Regions from separate parts of the Homo sapiens genome. Here regions 1 and 3 are each linked to region 2. A link is a loop called in an ENCODE intact Hi-C map of the cell type or tissue named here. Cell type or tissue: heart right ventricle. All regions are shown on one strand.

Region 1 (8,000 bases), 280 kb after region 2:
TGTCCATGACGCTGAGGCCCCAGAGGCCTGATCCTCCAGCCTCCAGGGTTCTAGGACAGTTGAAAGCATCCAATACTGGAGAAACTGTTTGTGATAGAGTCTGATACATGCAGACACATTCCACATGAGGTATGGGCAGAAACAGGGCCCAAAAAGGTGACTAGCACCCACTTTGAGCCTACTGGGACAGAAGCAGGGCTTCCGCCGATGTATACAGGAGGGTTTGGTAGACGGCTGATGGCCAAGGCTAAGAGGAGGACCACAAATCTGGACCCTCCCCATCCTGTCGGAGCTCCACAGGAACAGGTGCCCAGGCAAGCTGCTGTTTGAGCACACAAGCCCAGGACACAGGGCAGGTGTGTTTCCCAGGGCCCTGGCCCAGCAGTGCCAAGCCTTGTGCCTTGTCACTAGTGATTATGGCCTGGGTCACATCTCCCACACACACGAAAGTGCCGGCAAAGTCACCCTGGCCATGGGTGTGATGAATGGTCGCACAGTAATGAAATGGAGACATCAAGGCGGGTGGCGGGAAGACGGAGTGTGGCGGACGGGCCGTCCCCACGCGGCAGCAACAAGAAGGATCGCCCAGCGGCCGGGGGCCGTCAAGGGAGAAATTACACATTTACTCTGCCTTTTTCTTACTGCGACGGCGCCCATACATCACCGCTGGGGCTGGGGCGGGACATGCCGGCCAATTTCCAGCATGAATTATGGAACTGAGAAGCATCGAGACCAGGCTTCCTGCCGGCCCAGCATCACCCAGACCAACCTGAAGCTAGGAATGCTGCCACCAGGGGATGGGACCACCCTCTCTAAAGCCTGTGTCTCCTGAATCTGACCCTGCTTCCCACCCCCACCCTTGTAAGAGCACCTGTGGGCATGGAGGGGAAGGATCTGGGGCTGATCTAAATGTCTTCTCTCCTTTTTAGACGACTGCAAGAACATTGCCAACATCATGAAGACACTCGCCTATCGAGGCTTCATCTTCAAGCAGACATCGAAGCCGTTCTGATTGGCCGAGGACAGGATGGGGCAGGACAGGGTAGCTGTTTGGCCCAGCCCAGAATCCTCCTCTCCCTCACCAGAGGGGAAGAGGGAGAGTGGCATAGCTCTGTGTCCAGAGTGTCCCCAGCTGCCCTGTGGGCTCATGCCCTTGGCGTGGGCTTGTGCCCTTGCAAGGGCTTGGCCACTTGGCCCTTCTGGAGCAGACACTTTGTGCCCCCCATCCCCACCCCTCAATCTCAGCCCAGTATCAGCCCCTCCCATTGCGGGCCTGGGCTAGGGGGACCCAGGCACTCACCGCCTCCTCCCTGGTACACAGGCTTCTGTGGGGCCACCAAGCCCCTCCTGTGCCCCCTCCCATCCATAGTGCATGGTGTGTGGTGCCCCCAGGGCTCCAGGACAGATCAGGCCCCACCTTGTGTCTACCCCCATCCCCGCTGTGAACGTGCCACTGAATAAAGTCGGGGAAACGAGGCACTGGGTGTGTGTGCAAAGCCATCTGTGTGTGTGAGGCTGCTGCTGCGCCAAAGCTGTCAGGATGTGAAGGTAGGTAGAGCATGCTCCAGACTGCCTCTGTGCACAAAGCCATCCATGTGTGACTGGCCGTCACTGCAGCACCTGTGACACCCTCACTCAATATGCACACATCTGTGTAAGCGCGGCGACTATCAGTACAAGCTGTGTGCAAAGCCATCTTGAGTGTAAACCACAGGTGCTCTGAGGTGCAGGAATTTGGGTGAAACTGGTAGTGGTTAGTGGTCAGAGAGCTGCTAAGGGCCTGAACACAGGCAAACCTATCTGCCACGCTGTGGAGTGGCCGTGACAATCCCCTCCTTGCCCACCCTTCCCACTAGGGGCATCAGAAGTGAAGGAAAGGAAAAGGAAGCAGCCTGGTCCAACTCAGCAGCTCTATTTACATAACAGCGTCGCCCACACCCCGTGGGGCCTCTCACGGCTTCTTGGCTTTCTTCACGGAAGATGAGCTGGAGGCCGACTCCCGTCGCTTTCTCTGAGGATACACAGAAGGCATTGAGGTCAGTGACCCCCCAAGGCCTGAGTCAGGCTTAGTGCATGTGCTTCACACGCTCAGGGACAAGGACGCCCACTGGTCAACCCACTCCTACCCTCAGTCTCAGACTCGCACAGAAGTGATGATCGTTCCTGCTGCAGGCACTAGAGGGAGAGGAGCCCCTACACCCATGTGCATGTGCTCACTCGCAGGGCCCAGGCGTGCCTCCCAGCCTGTCCAGACTCTTACCGAATTGGGCGTGAGGGGTGCGCCCACCACATCAATGATGGTGTCCTTGGGGTCAGGACCAAGTCCGGGTTCAGTCACTGCCGGCTCAGCAGAGGCCGGGCCTGGGCCTGATGCTGGTGTGGCAGGGCCCCCTAGCACACCAGCCCGGGCCAGTGCCTCATGACGGTGCCGCAGCATCTGCAGCTCATACTCGCAGTTGGCACAGGCCTGCTTGAGCTCGTAGAGCAGCACCAGGTCGCTTCGCAGCTCATTGAACATGTGCACCAGCTCCTCCGTAGGTGTCGGGCTCAGCTCTGCAGGCAGGCGGCAGGCAGCACGGGCAGAGCCCAGGTGTGGTAGAGGGCCAGCAATGTGAACTCCCCTCCCCCTGCCCAACCTATATCCACAGCCTCGGGTGGGTACACCCTATGGGGCCCAGTCCCCACACTCACCCACACCAAGCTCCAGCAGCATCTGTTCCAGGGCCTTGATCTTCTTCTGTCCCACAGAGCTTGGCAGCTTCATCTGCAATGAAAGCTGGCAAGCTAAGCCTGTCCCAGCCACAAGAGGCTTAGGATGAAGGGGACAAAAGGCAGAGGGAAAGATGGTGGAAGAGAGACGGTAACACATGGAGGTTAACTATGGGCCAGAAAAGGAAATAGCCAGGAAGCTGAATATAGTGAAAGCTGCTATGACCTTAGCCTGGCCACATCACTGAGATCCTGCCAAGGCCACCTCTGTCTGCAGCAATCTCTCCTACTGCTCCATCCCCACCTGCCTGCAGCGTTTGGGACACATGGAGCCCAGAGCAGAGCCCAGGACCCAAACTTGCTAAAGGAGGTGACTCACGTACCCGTTGGCTCCGCAGCGTGACACCTGCAGACTTGAAGTCTGGAAACTTGATGCCTGCAGTCTCAGGAACAGCCTGGGGGAGAAGGCATTATGGAGACCAAGGTGTCACAGGGAGAGGGCCCAGGGTTAGTCCTAGCACCCCATCAGCACTGGGTACTCTCAGAACCCTCCACTCGGGGTGAGGCCTTGTGCCAGGTGACCCTTCCACCCTGAGCTAGGCTGGCGGAACCTCCGCACCGGCTTCTCAGCCTCCTTTTTCTGGGGTAGCTTCTTTTTGGGGGCCTTGCGTTCCGTGCGCCGCTGCTCTGCAGTGGTGTCTGCCGCTGTGATCAGCTTCTGCAGGTCCTGGCTGCGTTTCTCCCGCTCCTTCTTCCGGGCCTCAATCTTGCGCAGCTCCTGTAGCAGGTACTCCTCCTCTGCCACCTGGGAAAGTGAGGGATGCGAAGTGTGTGAGGGCACTTCTAGGAGTGAGGGTAGACACGGAGGTGACAGGGTGCTGGGCTGTCTGTGAGGGAATCTGAGAAGTAATGGATCATGAGGGAGGTGAAGGGCTATGAAAAGCAGGGGGGATGGCCCATGAGAAGTAGGAATGGGCTTGGGGCAGTTAATAAGGTATCAGTGGGAGGCAGGGGGACCTGGGAGTGGGAGTTGAGGGGATGGAGGATGGAGACAATGAGCAAGGGGTTTGGGGCATGGAGGACAGGTATGTGGCCTTGGGCTTACCTGCTCTGGGGTCCGGTTGTAGAGACGCTCAAGCTGTTCCTTCCGCCGTCGTTCGTGCCCAGCATCAAATACTGGTATCTTAAGGTCTGTGCCTGGCACAGCCCGCACGTTGGCAAGCTTAGCACAGATGTGGTAGTACCGCTCCTTCAGGTCTTCCACAGAACGCTTCTGAGGAGCAAGACAGGGTAGAGGAATGAACATTCAGGGGCATGTGGAAGAGATGGCATAAAAGTAGGGCCTGCTAGACCCAGAAGCTGGGCACCCATGCAAATACACAATGGCTCACCTTGAACTGCTGGTGGTCATACCGGTCATGGATAACAACAAAACGCAGGTCAAAGCGGCGGCTGAGGTCAAAGAGGTGGTCAGTTTCTGCCTTAGTCCAAGCATCATCGTGGAGATAAAGCTGGTACTCCTGCTCCGAGTACACAGGCACCTGCACAGTCTACTAGCACAGAGGGACACAGTAGGGGCATGCCCGCATGATGTCATGTCCAGCAGGCTCCAGGCCCCAGTGACCACAGCTGCTCCTGTTTGTTGCCAGACCCTGGGCCTGTGCCCCTGCAGCATGGAGTGAGGAAAGAACTTGTCTGCTTGACTAGAGGTCCTAGCAGGGTTTGGGACTGTAGCCTGCCTCTGATTTATTCCAGGATCAACTTCACTGTCTCCAGCTCCAGAGCCTCAGTCATGGGACACACACTCCTGCCCCCATAGTTAAGGTGAGGGGCCCACATGTAAGTGCTTCTGTGGAGTCCAAAGGTCAACTCTGGAGTAGGACAGATGGCTAATTACCTGGAGAAAGGCCCAGCAACCCCTAGTCCATACAACTCATCTGAAGCACTACTGCCACCCAGTGGGCACAGTGGGACTTGCCACTCCCCCAGAGTTTGCCAAGGTCAGGCATCTCTACAGAAGCTGGGCCTGAATCCTACTACCAACATACGCAGCCCTGCCAATGCCCCTTCCTCCCTTCTTCCACAGACCTCCCCCAGAGACAAATAGCACTACCACGAGCTGAGTCTGTCAGAGACCCAAGGAAGGAGTCAGTGCTAGACTACATCAGGGAAGTCTCTCTTCTCAGTTAAAGACCACAACCAGCTCCAAAACTGGTCGCCTTTTGGACATCTCCTACTGGAGGCCCCAAGGAACCTCAAACTTAGCTCAGTACTGAACTCATGGCCCTCTCTCAAACATTATCTTCTCCAGTCCAGATTTCAGTCAATATCACCATCACCCAACCCAGCTGCTCAAGCCAGAAACCTGGGAGGCATCTTAATTCCTATCTTTCCCCTTGACTCCTCCCCTTCACCAAATCTGTGGCTTTTACCTCCAAAATTTCTGTCTCCATTGCCACTTCTCCGTCGGCCTACCCACTGTCACATGCCTGGATCAGAGAAATAGCCTCGCTACTGATCTCTGCCCACATTCAATCCGCTTCCAATCAATTCTCCATCTGCAGCTAAGACGTGATCTCTTTGAACAGTGCTACTTAAAGGATAGTCTGCAAACCAGTGCTGTTTACACTTACCCCTGGTCTATGATGAGAATGGAAACTGAGAGTACACACTGAAAAACTTACGTAACAATTTTACAGCAATTGTATGCTGTTGAATCTAATATGAAGAAACATGGACTTGTATTTTGTCTTTATAATTTTATTATCTTTATCAGTCTCTGATGGTTTAGAAATAAAATAGAAAAATGTCCTTCACCACAGATGATTTGAGACACACTGTCCTAGTGTTCTAGAATATATATCTTATCATTACCCCCAACTATCCCTTATTAAACTCCTCAGAAGCTCTCCATCTAAGATAAAGCATCTTCTAGATAATTCACAAACTCCTGAAGAGCAAGGGTTGTCCAGTTCATCTCGCACCTTTAGGACTCAGCACACTGTATGTATCAGTGTCTACCAAATCAATTAATGAACATACAAATAAATGACCTGGCCTCCTCCTGCAGCCACTGTCCCTCATGAACCCTAAACTGCAGCCAAATGACTAGCAGTTTCTAGAACATAGCAGACTTCCCCCTTGACCTCTGCTCTTGCCTGAAATGCCTTCCACTTCCACATTCCTTCTACCTAGGTAACTTTCTCAACCTTTCGAGCTCTCAGGCATCATCTCCTCTGGGAAGTCTCTCTGGTTTCCCAGGTTTGGTTACATATTTCTCCTATGCATTTTAATTCAATTTAACTAAAAAACAAACAAACCAACAACTCAGGGCCATGTGCGGTGGCTCACGCCTGTAATCCCAATACTTTGGGAGGCTGAGGTGGGCAGATCACTTGAGCCTAAGAGTTTGAGACCAGCCTGGGAAACATGGTGAAACCCAGTCTCTTAAAAAAACACAAAAATTAGCCAGGCATGTTGGTGCATGCCGGTGGTCCCAGCTACTCAGGAGGGTGAGGTGGGAGGATCGCTTGAGCCCTAGAGGTGGAGGATGCAATGAGCTGAGATCACACCACTGCACTCCAGCCTGGCAGACAGAAAGAGACCCTGTCTCAAAGAAGGAAAAAAAAAAAATCCTCAGGAACTGTGCAGCCAGTCCTCTCAAGTAGCTCATAGTCAAGTGAGGAAGACATTTTTTCATTCATTCAACAAATATTTACCATGGGGCTGCAATACCTATGCTGGAGACACAGTGCTGCATATGACAGGCAGGGATCCTAGCCTCTCAAAGCTCATACTGCAGCTGAAAAAACAATTTTGGTACCGTGTGGGAAGTTTGATACATAGGGTATAACAAGTGACACTCCAGCCCAGGGACAAAGATTGGTTAGAGAAGAGGTAAATGAGGCTTTTAGGATCTAAGTCTAGGCTATTCCAGGCCGCAGCAGCTGTGAGGCCACACTGTACAATGACTTAAGTAATGGACTAGGAAACCTAGCCCAATCTAGCTCTGCCTCTCACTGAATGGGTGAGTCTGGGAAGGCCGTGCTGTGCTGAGCTACACAGGTAACTCAGCTTGGACTAGGGGGCTGGCATAGTGATGAAGAATATAGTCAGAGATGTGATTTATTATGGAAAAAGAATCAACAGGACTCAATAAATAGATGTATCACTGGCATCCAGCTCAAATGCCACGTTCTCAGACCCTCCCTGACCAACCTAAGGTAGGACTCCCCTACACCTACAAGTTCACTCTTTATCTCATTTCATATCCATTCAAATCCTGGTTTCGTGTTACTGACGGCTCTTATTTGAAAGACTCCAATTTATTTCCTTACATGTTTGTTGTTTGTTTTCCCCTACCTTCTTTGTTCTGTTGTTGATTTAAATACTGTGAGGACTAAGGGAGAAGACTAAGTCAAGGACGATCCCCCAAGTTTCTGGTTTGGGCAACTGGGTGGAAGATAGTGCCATTCACTGAGATGGGGAACAGATTTGGGACTGACAGAGGGAAGATGATGAGCTCTGTTCAGGGTACCTACCTGATGTAAGGTACCTGTGGGGCATTGAGAAAGAGATATTAGTAAATGACTGGATGCGAAGGAAGCACTGCTCTGGATTGGTGACTTGTAGAGAGGGTAACTGAAGCCACAGGGTTCATACTAAGAAAGTAGAGAACAAGAAGACTAGAGCACCTAGGATACAGCTCTGAGGAACAGCAACATTTGAAAGACCAAGAAAAGCCATGAAAAACCAGAGCAGGTCCGGGAAAGAACAGGATCCCTTGGGCAGAAAAGACCCACAGAGTCCTACTCTGCATGCATTTGCCACGAGGATTGAGTGGGTAATCACAGTTGGGCATAAGCGTGCCCCCAGAACCAACCCTAGGAGACTGGAGAGCTCGCACAAATGGCTCAAAGTGGGAGGGCAATCTTGGCCTGTGTCCGAATGAAGGTAGCTTACCTTATTGAACCTGGCAAAGGGGTAGTCCTTGCCCTCCTCCGCTGCACGTCGCCAGTGGAAGAACATTGCTCCGTCCTTGCGGGCCGGGTTGGTGAATGGCATCCACTTCCAAGGCCGCACCTTCTTGGAGCCCAACTTGGCCTTCACTGTACGGTATCCCTGGCCAGTGTCACTGGGTAGCAGTGGGGGTGCATCCCTGGCAGGGAGGTTTAGGGAGATGCGAGGTTAGAATCAGAAGGTGTGTTAAAGAGCTTTTTGTCCCAGGGAGCTGATCTACCCTACCCTATAGCAAGAAAGTCATGTCCTGGAGCAAAAGACTTCAGGTCCTC
Region 2 (8,000 bases):
CCGTGGGGAGAATGTTACGCTGGCTTAAGGGACAAATCAGACACAAAATAAAGACCAACACTCAGCAGTGAAGCAATTATCGCAACATTTTATGCCAGGACTGTTCCTTTTGAAGGCAGCCTGGTGCTACCCGCATGTACCTTAACCCGTTCCTAATAACCATAAAGTTACCATTATTTACGGTACAAGACATTAAATAAATAATGCAAACTCAGGCAAGCGAGCAGTCCATGCAGAGCTAGGCAAGAGGGCTTCCCTGCTGCGGGCCAGCCGCAGGGGTTAACGCGTGATGGAACGGATGCTGACTGCAACCTGTCCAGAGGCCTGGTGGCTTCACTCTGCCTTCTCCCTCAGGAGCCCACGTAGAGCCAAGGAGGCGGAGAGGCCAGCTGGCCAGGAGAAATCAGGGAAGGCCTGACCAGAGTCTAACCAAGAGGGAATCCAGCCAGGACCTACAAAGCTCGTGGACTTGGCCAGAGTCCTGTTTCCTTGGGGTTGCCTGGGAGGGAGCCAGGACCTAGAGGATCTCTCCTGATACAGTGTGGTAAAGAGCAGCAAACACGTGCTCTGAAGTCAGGCAGATCTGGGTTCAAATCCTGACTGCCACTTAGAAGCTGTGTGATGCTGCACGAGGGACAAACTCTCCCAACTCCAGCTTCCTTACTTATAAAATGGGGGAAGTAACATATAGTGTATGGGGTTGCTGTAACGATAAATGAGGAGCATCATGGAAAGCGAGGGGCACAGTGCTTGGCTATTTCATGTCTAGTTCATGATAGTTTTTCTTCCCCTCTGAAAGGAATTCTTAGCCTTTACTTTTACAGGTCAGAACCAGTGATGTGGTTGCATCAATCTGAAATGGCCCTGAGGATACCACATGTTTCTAGCTCAAGGTGAAAGGGAACATTGGGAGAGGGAAGAGAGGCCAGAGACAAATTTGAAAAAAAGGATAGGTGCCAGCTTCTTAAGACAGATATGGTCACGTGCTTTTGGCAAGGGAATTTTCCAAAAAGAGATTCTCGGTCTGTGCCAAAAAAGATACTGATGCCAATGAGACACAGGTGCTGGGATCTTGTCACTGAGGTATCAGAAGCTGCTTACAAAATCAGATATGGAAGAGGGGACTTTGCTCTCTCCCTCACTGCTCTTTCCAATTCTAACCATCCTTTCATTATACCCGCCCACCCAGAAGCTCCAGAGAGCCAAATCGTGTCATGTGCTGTCACAAACCCGGATCCCTAAGAGGACTCTCAAAGGGACCTGCCATACTGGATCAGCCCCTCGAACTTCTGCCAGGTCCCATGCTCTGAATATGAGCACAGGGGGCCAGTCAAGGCTCAGAAGGGTCAGGGCCCAGACATCCCAGATAACGGGGTCCTTAAAAGTGTCCGTGTCCCAGCCATTCATATCCACATCCTTGGGCAGATTAGCCCAAGAACTAACCAAAAGACTTAGGTGCTGGGCTGGATTGGCCCCCATTAGCCCCCTGGCTTCTACCAGAGCAAGTTATTTTTGAAGTGCATCAGGAAGATCTAACCAAGGGTGGCAACATTGATCAGCATACCTAGAACTTTACGGAGCATCAGAATGATCTGAGAGCCTGTTAAAACACGGATGGCGGCCGGGCACGGTGGCTCATGCCTGTAATCCCAGTACTTTGGGAGGCTGAGGCAGGTGGATCACAAGGTCAGGAGATCGAGACCATCCTGGCTAACACAGTGAAACCCATCTCTACTAAAAATAAAAACAATTAGCTGGGCATGGTGGCACGCACCTGTAGTCCCAGCTACTCAGGAGGCTGAATCAGGAGAATCGCTTGAACCCAAGACGTGGAGGTTGTAGTGAGCCGAGACTGTGCCACTGCACCCCAGCCTGGCCAACAGCAGACTCTGTCTAAAAAAAAAACAAAAAACAACCCACGGATGGCTGGGCCCCACACCCAGAGCTTTCAGTTCAGTAGGCCTAGGGTGGCGCCTGAGGATTTGCATTTCTAAATTCCCAGGTGATGCTGATGCTGTTGGTCCAAGCTTTGAAAACACTAGCCTAAAATTCTTCCTTGGGTTAACTTTCTCAATGCCTTCTCTTCACCTCAGATCTGGCCTTGAAAGGGGAACAGAATGGCCTGGGATAGCTGTTTCTCTCCTGTGGGAGGTGATGTGGCAGAGGGCGGAACAGGGGGTGTCTGAGATTATATGTGGCTGCAAATCAGATGGACAAGTAAACCAGCAAAATACTTTTAATGTGGTATTGGATGAGGGCAGTGTGGGCATGGAGGTCTTCCCAGCACACTAATGTATGCACACATGGACATTCTCCTCTTTCTTCCCTTGGCCTGCATTTGGAGTCCAATCCTCTTTTTGCTTGGTGGGACACGTTTTCACCTCCAAAATGCTTTCCTTGGTAAACGCTTCTTTTTTTTTTTTTTTTTTTTTTGAGACAGCATCTGGCTCTGTCACCCAGGCTGGAGTGCAGTAGCGCAATCTCGGTTCACTGCAACCTCTGCCTTCCAGGTTCAAGTGATTCTCCTGCCTCAGCCTCCCAAATAGCTGGGATTACAGGCATGTGCCACCATACCCAGCTAATTTTTGTATTTTCAGCAGAGACGGGGTTTCACCATGTTGGCCAGACTGGTCTCGAACTTCTGACCTCAAATGATCTGCCCATCTAGGCCTCCAAAAGTGCTGGGATTATAGGTGTGAGCCACTGCGCCTGGCCCTTGGTAAACACTTCAAATGCACCCAACATTAAAGTAAAAAATATCAATGAAATCTTAAAAAATGCAGCCTGGGCAACACAGCAAGACCCCATCTCTCCAAAAATAAAAATAGAAAAAATTAGTCAGGCATGACAACGTGCTTCTATAGTCCCAGCTACTGGAGAGGCTGAAGCAGGAGGATCGCTTGAGCACAGGAAGTCAAGGCTGCAGTGAGTTACGATCTCATCACTGCACACCAGCCTGGGCGACTGAGTTAGCACTCTGTCTCTAAAATAATAATTTAATAATAATAATAATAATAATTCACACGTTTTTCTGTAGTATTCGCTTGTCAAATGAAGTTAAATGTGATGTATGTTACAATGTATTGTGTGGCATGTGTGATATTATCTCATTGGATTAGAATTATTTATTCTCCATTTGCTTTTCTGTTTAAGAATAAGCTCCTTCAGGGCAGGGACAGCTCTTATTTCCTCTGTGTCTCCTAGGGCCTGGCACAATGTCTAACACAAGGAATGCTGAGCAAATTATTTAGTGCATGAATATTTGCTCCAGGAAGATGAGGCCTAATACCATGCAGATGGTTATTACATGTCAAAATAAGAATAATCCCATTTTTATATTCTCTTTCCCTCTTCCTCTGATCTTTCTCCTCTCAAATATTTTCAGGCTGGAATTCAGGGATTGGTTCTGGAGTTATCTTTATGGTTGTAGAACCCCTAGAGCTGAGAACACACAGTGGTGCCATTTAGAGAACTGACTGCCCCAGTAGACTCCCAGAATACACTGGGACTCCCAGAACACTGGATCATGCGGCAGCCTTAGCCAGGAGCCTCATAAAGTGTATGTGTGTGTGTGAGCGTGTATGGTGTGTGTGTGTGTGTGTGTGTGTGAGAGAGAGAGAGAGAGAGAGAGACAAAGGATCATACTGCAGCCAGGAGCCTTACAAAGTGTGTGTGTGTGTGTGTGTGTGTGTGTGTGTGTGTGTGTGTGTGTGTTTCAGTGGTGTGAAGTCAGCTGGGGAATGCCAGGTGCCCACTCCCCAACTTGGAATTGCAGATCTCTAGCCTGCTGCGTGGCTGTAGCTCCCTTCCTCCTCCTTCTTTTTCTCCCAACATTGAGAAAGCAGTATGCTGCCTATTTCAAAGAGTATAATAGCTCCACATTTTTATGCTTCTTTTTGGAGCAATTAGAGTGCAGAGGAGGGTCAGCAGAGGGTAAGAGCGGAGAAAACAGCTGATTCCTGAGCACTAAGAGGTCCCAAGCCACCCAGCCCCCCTCTCCTGCACCAACCAAGCCTGCACTTGTCACAAAGTCAGCCCTGACAAGTGCTCTGCCGCCGCCGCTGTGCTTGGGTGGAGTAGAAACGGAGGGGAGAGAGGGAGGGAACTTCATTCTTTCCTGGCTTAAAAAGTCAAAGGCTCTGTAAGGCATGCAAAAGGAAGAAAGAAATTGTCCTGCTTGGCCGCATTGCTTTCCTTTCTTGACCAGTTCTGCCCACACCCAATAACCCCATGCTTCTCTGCCCAGCCTTCCTCCACCTGGGCCCGGGAAGGGAAATGGGACGCCTGCTCCTCCTCTGCTCACCCATCCCCAGCCTTTCTGCCAGCCTGGGTGTCCCACAGCTGACCGGCCTGCAAACAGGACTCTATCTGCAGAATCCACCCCCTCCCCCTCAACTCTAGCATTAACCTTTCTCTTTCTTTCAACAAAAGCCAAACTCTTTCAAAGCCAACCTGATTGAAATTCAAAAACTTTCCAGGGCCTCTGCACCACTCTCTACTCCTCCCCATACTGACAGCCGCTGGTCACCCCCCCACACCCTTCCCACTCCCCACCCCCAGCAATGTAGAAAATAGCGGGACAAAGGGCTCTCCCCACCCCCTCCCCCAAGCACAAGACTCTCCCTTTGTGTCACTGTGTCACTCGGGCTGGTGGAAAGGGAGAGCTGGCTCTGGGCTCTCCTATTGTCTCCCGATACCCCCACCCCCACCCCCACCCCCACAGCCTTCTGCAGCCTGGAGGCCTTGTGCTGGGTCCCGCTCAGTTGGCCAAATCGAGGGGCCTCTATGGGGCCCCCAGGCCCACTCTCTGACAGGACAGAAGAGCCAAGGGCCCGTCTATGCCCGAAGGGTGCTTCGCCCCTGGCTCCCGAGCCCCACGTTGTGGACTCCAGGGTGGACCTGGAGCCGCAGACCAAAGCTGGCTCCCTTATTTTCCTGGACACCAGATGGAGCTCCTCCCTCCCTCCTCTCTCTTTAGAGACTCCCTCCCTCAGCAGCAGCGGCAATTAGAATGGTCTGGCAGGCTCTGGGGAGGGGGATGCCCAGGTGGTGGCCAGGAGGCTATTAGAGAATGGAGACAGGCAGCCTGGGACACCTCCTTGTACAGAGCTGCAGCCGCTGGGGAGGAAAGGTCTAAACACGCTTCCATTAATTAATTAATTCAACAAGTACTCATTGAGCACCTATCATACACGCTCATTGGGGAAACAGCAGTGAACAGAACAAAGTTCTCCTTGCAGCGCTTACATTCCAGTGGGTGAGACAGACAATCAGCAAATCAATACATATTTCAGACACAAGTCCACCCAGAAAAAGAGAGCAAGACAAGGAGCCAGAGAGTGCCAGGTGGGGAGTATGTGAGATGCGGGTGGCAGCGGGGGTGTGTTAGGGAAGTCTCCAGATACAGGCAGAATTTAGACATAGGAAGGAGCGTCTGAGAAAAGAGACTTCCAGCCCAAGGGAACTGCAAGAGCAAAGGCTCTAAGCTGTTAATTAAGGAACTAAAAGGCTAAGGTGGAGACCCAAGGGCAGCGTGTGTAGCCTGTGAGCCCAGAGGGCAGGGAGGCCAGAGAGGGTAGGTCTCTCATGCCTGTAGAGAGGTTTGGATCTTACTTTGAACGAATGGCAAGCCAGAGGAGTCACAGAATTTGATTTATGTATTAAAAGGGCCGGAACAAGGGTAGAAGCAGGAAAACCTAAGGACTCTGTTGAAATTGTCTAGGTGAGAGATAGTAGTAGTGGCTTGGTCCAGGGTCATGTGGTAGAGATGGAGAGAAGCTGTCAGATTTGGGAACCAACAGGATTTGCTGATAGGCAGTATGAATGGTGTGGGAGACCAGAGTCCAGGATAACTTCAATGTTTTGGCCTGATCCAACTGGAAGACTGGAGTGGCTATTGACGGGCAGGGTAGAGATAAAGGACATAATCATTTGATCCTGTGCAGTTAGAATAAGGAGTTCAGTTTTGGACTTAACATTTGAGCTGCCTGTTAGACATCCAATTGGAGATGTCCAGTAAGCAGTGGAGTTGGTGAATTTGTAGTTCAGGGGAGAGGTCTAGGCTAGAGATATAAATTTGGGAGTCACCATGGAGCTGGTATGAAGCCCTGGAGGGATCACCTGGGAAGGTAGTGCGGATAAAGGAGAAGGGAAATCTGAGGACTAAGTCAAGGGTACTCCAAAGTTTAGCATCACTGAAAGGAGGAGGAACCAGCAAGAGGAACAAGCAGTGAGGAAGAAGGAGAACCAACAGAGGGTGTGTCCTAGAAGCGGAGTGAGGAAAGTGTTTCTAGAAGACGGGAGTGACAGATTGAGTATGATATGCACTGAGGACTGGCTGTTGGATTTGGCAATAGGGAGGTCACTAGTGACCTGGACAAAAGCCATTTCACAGGAAGGATAGGGAAAAATCTGACTAGTGAGGGTTCACCTGAGAATGAAAGGAGAGGGGGTGACCTAAAGGGGAACAGAGAAATGGAGAGGTAGCTACAGGGGGAAATGGAAGGCTTTTAAAATAGATGGTAAATATTTTTGCACGTTTGTGTGCATCAGAGCTTCCAGCAGAAAGGGAAGCTCTGATGGTGAGATTCAGGGAGACAATTACTAGAAGATAATCTAAGCTACATTAGGAAAGAAGTTAGGTGAGATGGGGTGGGGGACATGAAAGGCAGGCAGGGTCAATAGGGTGCAGTCCTTCCCATTGGAGTTGGAATTGGGTCACTACCAGGAGTAAATTGGCAGTTGGAGAGCAGGATGTTTAAGTTGGTTATTAGGAAGGGGTATAATTACTGGTAATGACAAGATTTCGGGATGAATATCAGAGTCTGTGACTGAGGTGGGATAGAGGACAAGTTTATTGGGGGAGAGAAGGTCAAGGAACCAAATGAGCAGGATATTGAAAACGATTATCTGAGTGTGGCCCTTGGAACAGCAGCACCATCAGCACCACTTGGGAACTTCTCAGAAATGCGCATCCTTGGGGGTCTCTAGACCTACCGAATCAGAAACTCTGGGCGTGGGGCCCAGCGATCCATGTTTTAACAAGTCCTGTTGAAAGACTTGATGATAGTAAGTTTGAGAATCCCTGGTATAGAGGGTTTTGATGGGTTGTGGCAGTTGAGGGGTCAGACATGGGGTCAGATGAGGGCAGCAGGTCTCAACCACGGCTGCACAACATTAGGATCACCAGGAAAATGAAAACTCCCAGTTGTGAGCCTGCGCTCCAGAATCAATTTCCTTATGATCTGGCAGGGAGGGGGACTTCAAGGATATCAGTATTTTTGAAAGTTTACTTAGTGGTTCCAATATGCAAGCAAGGTTGAGCACCACTAGATAATGGGGTATACAGAGCCCTACAGGAACGAAGGCTTCCTGGGAGTCAGGGAGCTTGTGTAGTGACTGAAGCAAATGGAGAGCTTGGTGACATCGGTCCTGGTACACTCTTGGGCAGAATTGGGTGGTGAGGCTGTGTGTGCTGGAGCTTGGGGTAGGACGGTATTATCAAGAGCATGTGGACCTCTGGAGTTACACCACACATCTGCCAATGGTTCTTTCTTTTCTAGGAACCCAGAAAAAAGTGTAGATTGGAAGGATGAATCTATAAATGAAAGAAATAGGGACCTTCGCCACTCACCAAATATATCCCATAGTAAATGTTGCTTTCCTTCTGGCACGCCTGGGTCTCCGGAAGCAACCACTGTCAGAGCTCGGTCGGGGCCAGGCCATGGCTGATCCATGGCTCCAGCCAGCAGCCTACTTGGCCAGGCCAGGCTTTTCCCCACTGGTTTTTGCTTAACGTGGAAGCACAAGCAGCTTTCCAAGTATCAAGCACCTTTGCCTTTGGCGCCAGTCCAGATCCCTCGGGAGTTCAGATGAGAAGAATTATAATTACCTTTGCAGAAAGATTTATCCTAACAATTAGGAAGCAACTTCCAGCAGAAAGAGGGGAGACACGAGAAAAGGGGTGCTTGCAGCAGTATAGTAGGTGCTCAATAAGGTGG
Region 3 (8,000 bases), 97 kb after region 2:
TCCCGGGCTAGGGCCGACGCCTGTGTTTCAGGCATGGCCGGGTATGGTCCCAGATTTGGACCCGGGTTCAGGCCCAGCTTGGCCAAAGGGTGCGAATCCGAGACAGCCCGGGCCAGTCCGAGAGTGCGGGGTCGCGGGATACTGGCTCAGCGAGCGGGTGCATTATTCAGCTCGGAAGAGTCTCGACTGGGAAAAAAAATCAACTCTTTTAGGGAAAACGGGGGAAGAAGAGGTGAAGGCGAAACCTACATAAACTTGGGCCCAACGCGGAGCCGAGCCCACTACTCTTTGGCCCGACCTCTCCCTCCGGCTCTCGGTTGCCTTTGTATATAGAATACTCTGGGTCCCAACAACCTCCGCACGAAACAATCTGCGCCCAACTTTGGGCAACCAAAGCGCCAGTCCAGGAAGAACCGACACGTGCAAGGGCCCCTGGTCCGCAGCCGCGCGGGGCCCGCGGGGCAGGGGCTCAGAGCTGCCAGCCTTCGACCAAAGTCCAAGGACCTCCAGCCCCCGAGCAGCCCCGCCCCGGGGGTCACCCGGGTCCCGCCGCCGCGCGCACCACCGCTTCAGCGGGCAGCCGCGGACTCCTCCACTCCCGCTTCTCCTGCAAATACGGACCGGCGCGGGGCTGCCGGGCCCTTCCAGCTCCTGGACTGCGGATGCGCAGTGCGGGAGGGAGGGTTCTGCGGCCCGCACCGCGGCCGTCCGGCCGCCGCACACCGCGCGGCTCGCAGAACAGGTGTGTGTCCCCGCTCGCTCCGCGCCCGGCCCCGGCCCTGTCGGCCACCAGCGGCGCGACGCGGCGCCGCCCCGTCCTCGGCCTTCCCCAGCCTTGCCTCGAAGCGCAGCAAGCGAACTCACGCCACTTTTGCCGGGTCTCTGCGGGCCAGGAGGGATCGGCACGGAAGACGCCAGCACCGCTCTTCCTCGACGCTCTTTCTGCCTTTCCCCCCTCTGCTCATTCCCCTTTGCAGGAAGAGCCCGCGAGACGGAAAGAGGAGGCCAGGCAAGGCAAAGCCCCCCTGCCCACTCTGCTCCCCCCAGTCCCCTCGCTGCTTCCTCACTGCCGCCCTTTTTTTTCTTTATTTTTCCTTTCTCTCCCCTTTGCCCCTCAAGCCGAGTCCGGAGCGGAGGCGAGAGGCAAGATGTGGCTGCTGGGCGTCGTGGGCAGCGAGTGCGGTGCTCTCCCCCTCGGCGGCTCCCGGGCCAGTGGGCCGGCGCAGACCCCAGACGACCCGGGCCGGCCAGGTAGGGCTGTGCCCCCACACCTATGGCCCGGGCCCCATGCACCCACCCAGTGCGACGCGCGCCTGGCTCAGGGCCGGAACACGGGCTCTCCGCTGGAGCTGCATCCACGACCCGAGAATGCAGGGTGTGCTTAACGGGAAGCGAGAGCTTTCCCCCTGCCTCCTGGCTGCCCTAGTCCCCGCTACTTCGGGACTCCTGCGCGCCCTCGCCAGCTGGGGTCGACCTGGGCCGCGAGCTCTCGGAGAGGCTCCTGGACTGGGGGATGAACCGGGCATCCCCTCGGATGGCCTCACCACCGTGGGCGGCCTCGCCCGGGGGGCCACACGGAAGCTCTCCGCCCAAGTTTGTTGTGCCCTGGAAGAAAAGGCTTTCTCTTACAAAGCACAAAGGCGAAACGCCCAGGCCGAGCCCTGAAAAGCCCCGGGTTGGGGGGCGGGGGTGGGGTGGGGGAGGCCGGAGGCTCCGGAGTGCGGTGGCGGGGCTGGGTTCCGGGCAGAGAAGGTCGCTCGGCCCGGGCTGACAAGCGCGGCGGCAGTGGCCGCAGGACCGCAGCGACCGGCGTGCTCACTGAAAAGTTTTGTTCTTAAGTCAGAAGAGAAATTGTTACTCAGTTTAAGGCAGGTCTAAGATAAAAATAAAACTACAAGTAGAGTAGTCAAGTAGCCCTCGTCTCCACGATCGTCCTCCCGCCTTGCTCAGTAGAACCGCTGGGAGAGGGGGTCCCGACCCCGAAAATCCCGGGAGATCCCACGTGTCGGGCTACTCTACGGCCAGGCCGGTCCAGCCCAGAGGAGTGGGGAGTTTACCGGTGGCGTTTAGAACGGTCCGCCTCTATGCTAGCACCTGCCTCCTTCCTGCCCGCAGAGGATCCATCCATCCTACCCCACCTCCCTCCCTCCACACCCTTCACACCCGCCCCCGCTAGGAAAAAGTCAGCCGAGCACCCGGGGTCCAGGGCTAAACAGCCACTCCCCGGGTATCCCGCGGAGCCGGCTGTGTGTGGGGTGGAGGCTGTCGGGGTAGTTTCTCATTCGGCTCGCCCCTTCTCCATCCGCCCGCCGCCTCGGGCTCCCCACTGAGTACCACCCAGCCCTGGCCTCGCCGGAAATCAACGCGGGGTACATAGGGGAGCCCGGAAATCACCGGGGGGTGCACCAGAGAGCCCGGCGAGAAGGCATTCTCGATATCGACCCGAACAAAGTGGGAATGGGGCTTATTAAGAGACGGAGAAAAGAAGTCCTGCTCCCTTCCCTTGCAGTGCCCTCACCCTCCCAACTTGTCCAATTCCCGCGTCTGGTCCCTCCCCCTTGCACCTCCCCCCCTCCCCAAATAAAACACATTAAGGAAAACTCAAGACGGAAAGTTTGAGCGAGGCAGCGCACGGAGCGCGCAGGGCGCCGATGCCGAGAGGCTCCGTCGCGATGATCCAAGACGCGCCAGTCCGAGTCCCAGTCCCTGCCCCCGTCCAGAGGGAACCGCCCGAATCCCTAGGAAACGGACCCGGAAAGTTAGCCAGGTTCCTGAACAAGCCGGCCGCCCTCGCACCCACCCCTCTTGGGTACGCACACACGTCCACACCCCTTTCTGATCTCCATACTTGCCGTGGAAATTCCTTGGGAGAACGGTCGCACTTTTCAGGACACGGAGGGAAGCAGGCGGAGAGTGTGGTGCATGAAAAGTCCCGGGTTCGCAGAGCCGGCGGAGGCAGCGGCGGCGGCGGCGGCGGCAGCGGCAGCAGCAGCAGCAGCAGTAGGCGGCTGGCCCCGGGTTTGTGTTCGCGAGCTGCCTGGGATTGCATGTACAGATCAAGAGACTCAGTTGGCGTGAGAGAAGGAGCAGTGCTGCCTCTCAGCGCTGGATCTAATCAGTGAATGAGCCTCCACTCTCCCAGGGACTCGGAGACACACACACGCGCGCACACACACACGCACGCACACATTCTCTCACACTCACACACATACAGGCACTCTGAGCACTGAATACATTAGGGCACTAAGGGACTCTGGGAAATGAAGTCCAGACCCAGGGCACTCCTGGAGAACAGACCTGCTGGCCCTCACCAAAGAGCTTGGAAGTCTTGGGGTCGCGAGCCATTGTGAACTAAAGAGAGCGTTGGCTTTTGTTTACATCCCTCCTCCCCCACCCGCAAAGGTCTCAGTGAATGGTTTCGTGCTTGTTGTTCTTCCTTTCCTGAACCAAAAGGGACCAAGAGTAAATGGGCAAAGCTTGAAGACTGACATCCACTGCTGCTTAAATGACCCCCAAATCCTGGGTCCCTCAAAATCTCTGTCTTTTCCCAGAAAAATCTTACCTGCTGCTTTGTTCCTGGAATGCTTCTCTGGGTCTTTGACTATAATAATAAATAATAAATGAATATTAATAAAACTGTAACTTTTGGAGGAGGTGAAGGCCTAGTATAGCATCCAGATGTGAGAATAAAATTTTTTATTGGTGTTTTATTGATGTTTATATTACAGTTCATTTCAGATCATTTCATATCATCCTATAATTCATCAAACACAAAGATAAACAGGGGAAATGGATAGAGAACTAACATTCCTGAGTGCTTTCTAGGAGCCCGGTTATGAGACTAAATGCCTTTACATAATTTCATTTACTCCTAAGATTAATTCTGGAGATAATAATATTACCACTAGTTTATAGAAGAGGAAACTGGGGTTGAAAGGGTTTTGTAATTTGCCCATGAAAACGTGGTTAACAAGTCTTGGATAGCAGGTAGTTCTAGTTCTGAAAGCAAAGTTCAACCAAAATCAAATCCTGGTTTAAGAAGTCATTCCTGGCCGGGCGCGGTGGCTCACGCCTGCAATGCCAACACTTTGGGAGGCCGAGGCGGGCGGAACAAGAGGTCAGGAGTTCAAGACCAGCCTGACAAACATGGTGAAACCCTGTCTCTACTAAAAATACAAAAAGTAGCCGGGCGTGGTGGCATGCGCCTGTAATCCCAGCTACTCAGGAGGCCAAGGCAGGAGAATCGCTTGAACCCGGGAGGCGGAAGTTGCAGTGAGCCGAGATCACACCATTGCACTCCAGCCTGGGTGACAAAAAAAAAAAAAAAAAAAAAAGTCATTCTTTTGTTTTGTAGTTAAGTGTCTAAAACCTCAGATTTCTCATCTGGAAAAAAAAAAGGGAGGGTGGGGAGAAATGGAGTACACACTGATAATCCACTTTACAGAGAACCACATAGGATTATAAATTGTCTAAAAAGAATGAGACTCAAAATCTCATTCTTGCTATTATTTCATTGTCCTTTTTACTTATGTTTAACATTAAGGTAGCATCTAAATATTAAGTATGTTTATGTATATGTGTGCTGTTGGTATTTTAAAATTTTAATTGGCAACTCTAAATAAATTGTTAATTTGATCACTTAGAGTTCTACATTTACAACTATTTCTATAATTCGTGATATCAGGATTATTTGTTGAGGAACTTTATTTTTATTTATTTATTTTTTTTGACATGGAATCTCACTCTCTCGCCCAGGCTGGAGTGCAGTGGTGTGATCTTGGCTTACTGCAACCTCCGCCCCGAGTTCAAGCGATTCTCCTACCTCAGCCTCCCAAGTAGCTGGGATTACAGGCATGCCCCTCCATGCCCAAATAATTTTTAGTAGAAATACGGTTTCACCATGTTGGCCAGGCTGGTCTCAAACTCCTGACCCCAAGTGATCCGCTTGTCTCGGTCTCCCAAAGTGCTGGGATTACAGGGGTGAGCCACCACGCCTGGCCTGTTGAGGAACTTCTAATCCATGTTTAATCATTCATTCATACACCAGCATTTATTATGTTAGGCTCTATTCTTTCCACTAAATTATTATTTCCTGCTGGATTGTAAACTTCATGAAGTCAAGAACCATGTTTGTTGCATTCTACATCATACCCTAAGCACCTTACAGCATCAGTCTCTTAGTTGAATGAATAAACGAGGATATAAAAATGAACTCCTGTCCTCAAAGAGCTCACCATCTAGTAGAGGAGACAAAGAAAGAGTTAGAAATCAATTTGATAACCACTGTAATAAGGATGACCTTAGAATTTATTGATCTAACTGAGACAAGTTTGATGATAAAAAAGGGACACTTTTAATAATTACACTGGGATGACAAATGTCAACAAGGGCCATCCTGGGCCAAGCAGATTGAATGGTCACCCTAGCTACATAAGGTATTTCATTCATTCATTTAACAAGCATTTATCGAGAACTCTCTTGCCTGGTGTGTTAAAGGAATTATAAGCCACTGATTTCCCTCAAAATTGAAATATGAAACATTGAGCAGCAAGAGATAGGCAGGAGAAGTGGGCCAAATCACAAAAGGCTTTGTATACTAAGCTAAGGAAAGTGGATGTTATCCTACAGATGATGAGAAACCCCTAGAGGGTTTTAGGGGTGTGACAGGGTAGGATTTCTGTTTTAAAACAAGCACTAGTTCCTGGGTGGACAAGGTGGAGGTTAGACAAGAGGCAGGGAGGCCAATCAAAAAGTCTATCTCAAGTAATTCAGTTGAGATGAAGTAGGGCCTGAACCAAGGTACTGGGGCAGAGTGAGTGGAGAGGAGGGGACACATTACAGTGAGATCTAAAAGGTAGAATCAACAGGATTTAGCCATTTTAGTATGGTGGATGAAGGCAGAAGGAAGACTCTATATAAATCCTAAATAAGATTTTATTATTTATAGCAAAAGATGTTGTCAGTACTTTAATGTTTATCAGTAGTAAAAGGCTCCCTCAGACTAACTTAGAGAGTTCCCGTAGATCCAGTGCACATTCTCACAGATAGATGATACAGATAAGAAGGCCTGTTCAATCATCAAGCCAAATATTTTTAGCTGTTACCACATGCAGTGGTCCTCACTACGATGCAAGTACTCAGAAACTAGAATTAATCACTGTCTATAACAGCAATCTAAACGAATAAATTAAATGCAAATCCCTCATAAAATCAGAGCAAAATTATGTAATGCAAAATTGAATATGTAATACCTCACTAATTCACAGGTCATATGTCCAGCAACCTCAGCTATCCAAAACACAATGAAGCAGGAAATAAGCAAAAAGGGTCCCAGAATAGCCAAAATAAACATTACAAAGTCCATGCACTAAAGTTAACACATTTCCCTCCTAGGAGAATTACACAAGCCTTCATTCAGAGCCGATTTATTCTTTCTTAGGTACAATTCTAATAAGCTTGATTATTTGGCTTTCCCATTCACAGCTGATTAAGATTGTCAAATTAAAAGGGGGCAGCCATTAAAAAGAATGATATAGACTAGGATGTATTGACATAGAAGGATACCTATTATATACTGTCGAGTGAGAAAAGCAAGTCATACAACAGTATGTACAATATGATTTGATATTTGTCCGTATACGTGTACACACACATTGACAGAAAAAGGCCTGTAGGGATACATTAAACCGTTAACAATGGTTATGGCTAGGGAGTGAAAGTGTGGACGTGACAGGGTGGGGGGTTAGACAGGAATGAAGGGAGGACTTTGACTTTTTACTCCATAGACTTCTGTTTGTTTTCAGTGAACATATATTAGTTTTGTAATTTTAATATCCGTTAAAACGTATATAAAAAGAGCAAAGGGTAGTGTTGTTAGAGCAAGAACACTGACAATGAGAAATGGTGACCGAACTATAAGAAGCAAGCACCATAACTCAAAAACTACAACAAAATAGGGTTATTTGGTGTGAAGGCAAAAAGCCCTATCCCATCAGTGCTCCCAGCGGATGTCATGAATTCCAACCAAACATATCCTGATACTTTTGGGGATAGGTCATCAAGGAACACATTACACTTAGTATATTTTACTTATGAGAGTAAGCACACGTGTGAAAATATAGAAAAATAAATTCCTACCAAAATGATTTAAACAGAAGATTTTGATACTTTAAGAAGTAAATTTCAGTTGTCTGGAAAATATACTTTTGTGTAACACATCATTCCCTGAAGATGAGAAGTAAAGGAGATATCACTTTATATAAGAACAGAGGTGATGCAGAGTAAGGAATGGTCCACAAATTCAACAAACATTTATTGAGTGTCTACCAAGTGCCAGTCACTAAGAATAGAAAGATAAATAATAGTGCCTGCCCTAGAGAGGTTTATAGTCCAACAGCAGAGATGGATTGGAAAGCAAATACATATGGCACAATGAAAGCAGTGCTATAATGGATATTCTGAGTATAGGGTGGTAGAAACACAAAAGAAGGAGGTGCTGAGTCTGCCTGGAGCTATTAGGAAAGGAGGCAGAGACAGAAGTGGGTGTTTTAAAAAATAACTATCATATGGGATGACATTTAAGCTTCGTTAAAAATGACTGTTATATGGAATGACACTTAAGTTGGGCTTTGAAGGATAAGTAGTTTATCAAGGGAGAAAAATAGGAAGAGCACTCCAGGATGAGCAAATAGCGTATGCAAAGGCACATGAAATTTCCTGCCACATTCCGATAGTACATCTCAAATTTTTCCTCAAGAAAGAGGTGGTGCAGGTGGTGATGTCTAAGGGCAAGCCTAAAATGGCTTGCCACTAGCTTGAAATTTATGTATCCTGTTTTATCTTGAAAAATGAATGAAAATTTTGCCTTCAATTCCACAAATATATTAAGCTTTAATATAAAACCATGTTTTAAATTACTTATCATTTGATAGAACTGATGCTCCAGAAAGATGCACCACATTTATTTGGTGCTTTCTCACATCCAAAGCACAACACTAAAT

What was found. Hi-C counts contacts between places; a loop is a spot of excess contacts. Peaks named below come from ENCODE experiments on the same cell type or tissue, not always from the same donor. Only the 100,000 strongest peaks of a DNase experiment are listed, where the experiment ranks them.
Region 1: it touches region 2 in a loop (2.7-fold over the local background); 20 of 110 quality-filtered maps call a loop at or near these places.
Region 3: a loop joins it to region 2, with 3 times the contacts of the local background. A loop is called at or near these places in 24 of 110 quality-filtered maps.

The regions. Positions count from the first base shown.
Region 1 is chr1:44,214,570-44,222,569 of GRCh38, reverse strand. It overlaps DMAP1 (DNA methyltransferase 1 associated protein 1), which reads right to left. Exons shown (of 10, transcript NM_019100.5): 3 at 7,672-7,867; 4 at 4,101-4,259; 5 at 3,815-3,982; 6 at 3,329-3,514; 7 at 3,093-3,164; 8 at 2,692-2,764; 9 at 2,261-2,553; 10 at 1,897-2,011. The coding sequence ends at 1,952. It overlaps ERI3 (ERI1 exoribonuclease family member 3), which reads left to right. Exons shown (of 9, transcript NM_024066.3): 9 at 930-1,500. The coding sequence ends at 1,012. Among named protein-coding and RNA genes, the nearest start is that of DMAP1, 5.1 kb to the right of the region's middle. RefSeq lists a silencer at 1,717-1,766 and enhancers at 7,254-7,753, 7,754-8,000. In heart right ventricle, a CTCF peak has its summit at 4,662 (motif pointing left); a DNase peak (open chromatin) is centred at 4,669; H3K4me3 peaks cover 31 bases.
Region 2 is chr1:44,497,767-44,505,766 of GRCh38, reverse strand. The region is part of intron 2 of RNF220 (ring finger protein 220); the gene reads right to left. Among named protein-coding and RNA genes, the nearest start is that of MIR5584, 44 kb to the left of the region's middle. In heart right ventricle, a CTCF peak has its summit at 4,934 (motif pointing right); a DNase peak (open chromatin) is centred at 4,936; H3K4me3 peaks cover 1,105 bases; H3K27ac peaks cover 1,156 bases; H3K27me3 peaks cover 873 bases.
Region 3 is chr1:44,400,379-44,408,378 of GRCh38, reverse strand. RNF220 (ring finger protein 220) reads right to left here and starts at 3,124. Exons shown (of 15, transcript NM_018150.4): 1 at 2,849-3,124. RefSeq lists an enhancer at 1,709-2,231. In heart right ventricle, a CTCF peak has its summit at 3,090; DNase peaks (open chromatin) are centred at 1,898 and 3,088; H3K4me3 peaks cover 3,662 bases; H3K27ac peaks cover 2,558 bases; H3K27me3 peaks cover 6,883 bases.